Linked DNA regions of Mus musculus: region 2 is linked to region 1. Evidence: chromatin loops called from intact Hi-C (ENCODE). Cell type or tissue: heart. All regions are shown on one strand. Links, peaks and the distances in the headings refer to the core of each region. The heading gives the core; the rest is flanking DNA.

Evidence for each region. Hi-C counts contacts between places; a loop is a spot of excess contacts. Peaks named below come from ENCODE experiments on the same cell type or tissue, not always from the same donor. Only the 100,000 strongest peaks of a DNase experiment are listed, where the experiment ranks them.
Region 2: it touches region 1 in a loop (5-fold over the local background); 6 of 42 quality-filtered maps call a loop at or near these places.

What each region holds. Positions count from the first base shown.
Region 1 is chr5:115,236,172-115,239,077 of GRCm38, forward strand. Pop5 (processing of precursor 5, ribonuclease P/MRP family (S. cerevisiae)) reads left to right here. Exons shown (of 6, transcript NM_026398.4): 2 at 1,653-1,898; 3 at 1,964-2,106. The coding sequence starts at 1,879. Among named protein-coding and RNA genes, the nearest start is that of Pop5, 1.8 kb to the left of the region's middle. In heart, for the core only: a CTCF peak has its summit at 1,783; a DNase peak (open chromatin) is centred at 1,820; H3K4me3 peaks cover 1,491 bases; H3K27ac peaks cover 1,166 bases.
Region 2 is chr5:115,160,058-115,162,963 of GRCm38, forward strand. It overlaps Gm35465 (a long non-coding RNA gene), which reads left to right. Exons shown (of 2, transcript XR_387598.3): 1 at 1-796. Among named protein-coding and RNA genes, the nearest start is that of Gm35465, 2.0 kb to the left of the region's middle. In heart, for the core only: no CTCF peak of the experiment used is centred there; DNase peaks (open chromatin) are centred at 1,194 and 1,514; H3K4me3 peaks cover 303 bases; H3K27ac peaks cover 325 bases.

The DNA of each region.
Region 1 (2,906 bases), core at 241-2,740:
GACTGAAAACTGATTTCGGATCTTGTAAATAGTCAGCTGTGAAATATAAGTCTTGCTTTACGTTACCACACCTGGCCAGGCGAGGCCATGACAGCTGTACACATAACGGAGGTCCTGAGAACCAACTTCCCAAAGTCGTCCTCTGATCGCCACCTCCGGCCGTGGCAAATACGCACCTCCACATTTCTACAACAAATAAATAAATCTAATTTTCAAAAATGACCCTGCTACAAAGCCAGGCACCAAGAAACCCAGGATAACAAGAAAATCTGTAGACAATGTGTATTAAGGCAATGCTGACCGACTTAGTGGTGCACTTAAAACATGCAATACCGAGCACGTGAGGAATGTCTGTAGCAGCACCGGCGACAGGAAAATAGAGTCAAGCAGCGGACTTACAGGCATGTTGCATGCTTAAAACATATATGTCCAGGCCAAGGCCTGGCAAAACCTATCTCTCCAGAAATGGGGATGATGGCTCCTTCCCACTAAAGGTTTTGGCAAGGGCCTGGGAATTTGGGGAGCACTGAACCTTATCTACATCTTAATAGGGTGGCAGTCACACAAATCCACCTCACTGAGTCACACCATTAAGAATATGCACTTAGGGCTGGTGAGATGGCTCAGTAGGTAGGAGCACCTGACTGCTCTTCTGAAGGTCCGGAGTTCAAATCCCAGCAACCACATGGTGGCTCACAACCATCCGTAATGAGATCTGACTCCATCTTCTGGATTGTCTGAAGACAGCTACACTTACATATAATAATAAATAAATCTTTAAAAAAATATGGACTTAGGGGCTGGAGTGAAGGCTCTTCTGAAGGTCCTGGGTTCAAATCCCACGTGGTGGCTCACAACCATCTGTAATGAGATCTGATGTTCTCTTCTGGTGTGTCTGAAGAAAGCTATAGTGTACTTAGATATAATAATAAATTTTAAAAAAGAATATGCACTTAACATGCAAGATAAATGAAGTGTAGCACACCCCTGTAGTCCTAGTCCTTAGGAGGCTGAGGCAGGATTGCTTTGGGCTCCAAGCTAGCCTTAGGTAGATAGAGTGGGACCCTGTTTTTTTTTTTTTTTTTTTTTTTTGTTTGTTTGTTTTTTAAATGCTGGGCAGTGGTGGCGCAGGCCTTTAATCCCAGCACTCGGGAGGCAGAAGCAGGCGGATTTCTGAGTTCAAGGCCAGCCTGGTCTACAGAGTGAGTTCCAGGACAGCCCGGGCTACAGAAAGAAACGCTGTATCAAAAACCCAACAACAACAATAATAATTTATCATTTATTAATCACACAAAGGTATTCAAGGGAATGGGCTAGAAAAACGCATTAAAAACCTTAACCCTCTGTTCTTCATTTTAAAACATAATCCTCTATTCTTAACAGAAAACAGAGGGCTGGGTGTGGTGGGACGCGTTGGTAATGCCAGCGCTTCGTAGGAAAAGGCAGGGGATCAGAAGTTCGGGGTCGTCTTGGCTACACAGTCAGTCTGGGGTTAGCTTGAGGAAAAAAAGAAACCAGGAAGAGAGGGAGGGAGGATACTATATTGTTTTTGGAAACCACTTGAAAAGAACTCCCCTCCACAAAACTGTCGAAATCCCCTCAAAGAATTCGCGTATTTGGCTGTATGGGAAAACCTGTGCTCTGACTTTTAGGTCCCAGATCGTGCGACACTCTCGGACTTTAAGTGCAGGGCTGACCTTAAACGTTCACTTGGGGGACTCTGAGCGCACAGAACTTGTGTGGAAAATCCCCAGCGCCGGCCGGAGGCGAACGCATGCGCTCTTACGCCCGCCGCGGGAGGCGGAGCGTGGAGATTGACAGGGCACGCTGCCTGTCCGAGCCTAGTGCCGCCTTCCTCCCGCATCCGGCGCGGACGCCATGGTGCGGTTCAAGCACAGGTAAGCAGCGCTGTCCCCGCGCCGTCCCCGCGACCCGGGCCGCGCTCACCCCGCTGTCGCCGCAGGTACCTTCTGTGCGAGCTGGTGTCCGAGGACGCGCGCTGCCGTTTGAGCCTGGACGACCGCGTGCTGGGCGGGCTGGTCCGCGACACGATCGCCCGGGTGCACGGGGCCTTCGGCGCCGCCGCCTGCTCCGTGGGCTTTGCAGGTACGAGGGCGCTGCGGATGCAGTGCGGGGCGCGCTTTGCCAGGGCGAGGCCCGGCCAGTGTGTCGCGTTTTGTACGATAGTGGAGGGTTCTAGAAAATCGGAGTGCGGCGGGTCGAAAACTGAACAGAAGGTGCCGATCGCGCAGTGGGACAAGGCAAAAAGTTCAATACCCAGCCCCCGGTGTGTGTGCCGGGGTGGGTTGAGTTGGGGGATTCCGTTTACTGCCCGTTTTAGTGGAAGATGGGTGTTGAATTCACTAGGCTAAATGAAAGTAGCCATGTAGAATTCCTAAGAGCCATGATTTGACAGGTCACGTTAGCACGTTTTAAAATGTCAAATGTATCCCTCAAAGTTTAAACCCGGCTGCGAGCTCGAACAGACTAGACAGTAATTCTCATATGGAAACGCAGGATGGAAGCTTTGTTTTTCTCAGAATGTCGCTTCTTAGTTTAGCTCCTAATTCCGCAAGCACACTTGAACTATGCAGAATCAAACATACATAAAACCACAAAGTTTTCTTGCTTTCGCTGAGCTCTACAGGAAAACAGGCGTTTCCCCGGCAAGGATTTTTTTTCCCCCTGCAGCGTTAATGTTAATTACGGTGGAGCTGGGCTCTCTCTCCATTCATTGACCTGAGTGGTCAGCGACTTCTTGAGGGCGGAAGGTTTCCCTTAACGTTTCCTTTCAAGCTGGGTGCTGCGGCCCATGCTTTTATCCTAGCAGTCCCCAGGGAGCAAAGGCAGGTTCCAGGCCAGCCAGGAAGTCCTAACTGGACTGTCTAAAAGCAGACAAAAACAAA
Region 2 (2,906 bases), core at 128-2,627, 76 kb before region 1:
TGGAAAAATGCAGGTAACACGGAAGAGAACTTGGAAAAAAAAAAAGAAGAAGAAGCCATCCAAAAGCCAAGCTTAGGACTGTAGCCAAGACAGGGCCCTGACAGCAGGTTCTCCACAGCCATCCGTTCCCACACACTTGAATCTCATATCCACCTCAGAAAGCTAAAAAACAGGAAATGTTCCCCCCGTTTTATGGATGAGAAACTTAAAAAGTTGAAGATGGTGAAGTAACCTGTATAGAACCACACAACAGTATTCAGCTTCCAGCCCACGTATGCTGTGAGGCTGGCTACCTGTGAGTGAGGCCATATTTGATGCAAATGAACGGTGTCTCTTATGTTACCCGGGTAAAGGAATTCACCTCTCTGTGCCTCAGTTTCCCCCTCTCTGATACAAAATATTTGTACATATGTCCTAAGACTGTGTGACATAAAAGAGATAAATTTTAAGGGAAGAGAATTTTTAAAAAAAGCTTTTGGAAAAGTCATTTCTTTGTAAGCAGAAGGTAGGGGGGAGGCACATAGGTACACGCCACAGCTTGGCTGTAGAGGTCAGAGGACAACACTAGTTAATGAGTTTCATCATCACCTTGGGTCGTCAGGCTCAGCAGCAAGCGCTTGTACACCCTAGGCTGTCTTACTGCCTCTTCTTTTTGTTTTAGTTTTAGATGAAGCCAGGCCAGATGAACTCAGGAAGTCTGTAGCTGAGGACGGCAGTCAGTCCCTGTGCCTGCTGGGCTACCGTGCCAGCCCAAGAGCATTCTGGGACTGCGGAGCACATGACTAAATGTCAATAAGTAAGTCTTAAGTGTTTGGGGGGTCACCGAGACTTGGATTCAAAGGCTGATTCTACTTTTTAGAGCTATGTGGAACTTGGGGAGCCCTTTCTCCCCTCGGAGCCCACAGCTTCCTCATCTGATAGATGTAATTAGAATACCCACATGTAGGACTCTCAGAATCCCTTAGCAGAGGGCCTGGCTCATAGATGGTGTTTAGTACACAGTAGCTATTAATCATACAAGAAGAAGTAATTATAACATGTCATGCTGGCAATCTAATAGTAGTGAACACCCCAGGCTAACGAGTTAGGGAAAAACCCTTCTACCCCAGGGAGGGAAAAGCCAACAGGAACCTGAGTTCAAAAGTGGAAAAGCAGAAAGCAGCTGTTCCTGAGTCCCCAGAGGCAACTTCACCTTGACCCACAAACCCGAAAAGAGGCGTGTCTTCCGGTCGAGATAAGAATCCCAAGAACAAAGCATGCTATTAATTAAGCACAGTCTATTTTAAGTTAGTGGCATAATTTCCCGCCGAAGGAATAAGGAATGGCTCACAATAAAAGCTCAAGAAGGAAAACACAGAAGGCTGGGGGGGGGGGCGGCTTTGCCTCCTGCCTGGAGCCCTCTGATGCAGAGGTGGGTGGTCTGCTCCGCTCCCAAAGCCAAGTTTCTTCACCTAGGTTCTCTTCGAGCCAGAGGGATCAGAGCCACCCAGAGAGGCTGAGGACCTGCCCATGGCACCTCAGCTTCCAGTCAGTGGGAAACTACCTGGGTCTTCAGCAGCAGCAGAAAGGAGGCTGGGCTGGCCGGCCTCTGCTGCCCTGCAGAGGATAGAACTCACAGAAGAGGCTGATAGGCCAGTGTGACTAGGGATGGGAACTTGGGCAAGTGGCTTCCCACCATGCCTGGTTTTCCTCTTCTGAGAAGTTAATTATCTCTAAGCTCACCACAGACTTCTGATAACCGATTTTAACTGTGTTAACTGATAAGAATGCATTGGATTTTTTTTTTTTTTTTTTTTTTTAAAGAAAGGATCCTAATTCCAGCACTTGGGAGGCAGAGGCAGATGAATTTCTGAGTTCGAGGCCAGCCTGGTCTACAGAGTGAGTTCCAGGACAGCCAGGACTACACAGAGAAACCCTGTCTCGAAAAACAACAACAACAACAAAAAAAAAAAAAAAAAAAAGAAAGAAAGAAAGAAAGAAAGAAAGAAAAAAAGAAAGGGTCCCATGTATCCCAGGCTGAGCTCAACTTGTTCTGCAGTTGAGGGTGACTTTGAACTCCTGCCTTTCACCTCTGGAGTGCTGGAACTGCAGACACACTCCACCACTGTCAGTTTCCAGAGTGCTGGGGATAGAACCCAGGGCTTTGTGAGTGTGAAGAAAACACCTCAACCTACCTAGCTGGGTCTGTGCACCCAGCACAGAGGGCAAGCTTGCTTGCTTTTTTTTTTTTTTTTTTTGTACTTGGGGGCAGGGTCTTGCCTGTAGCCCAGGCTGGCCTGGAACCTGTGACCTCCTGTCTCACAGCCTCCTATATGCTGAGATCAGAGGAGTTTGCTGTCACCTGTCCCTGTACCACAGGACACTCCCGTTAGGAGAGCTTAAAGCTGTGGTGTGGGCTTCAGTCCTTCTAAGACAAGAGGGAGACCTTTAAGCCTAGCTCAAAGAAAATCTCAGGCAGAGAGAACTGTATGTGTAAAGGTTTTGAGCCACACTCTCTAAGCACCATGCACGGGCTCGCTCTTTCTTTTCTTTTCTTTTCTTTTCTTTTCTTTTCTTTTCTTTTTTTCTTTTTGAGGGTATCACTATAAAGCCTTGGCTGGCTTTGAACTCACAGAGATCTGCCTGCCTCTGCCTCCCTAATGGCCCTTCCTTCCTTCCTTCCTTCCTTCCTTCCTTCCTTCCTTCTATCTGTATGCATAACTGTAGGTACATCATGTTTGCCTGGTGCCTTCAGAAGTCAGAAGAGGGTGTTGGATCCCCTGCAACCGGGGTTACAGACGGTTATGAGCCCTTATGTGGGTGCCAGATAACCCAAGCCCTGGCCCTGTACCCAGGGCCTGTACAAGAGCAGTAAGTGCTCTTAACTGTGGAGTCATCTGTCCAGCCCCTAAAGGAGCTAGTTCCTT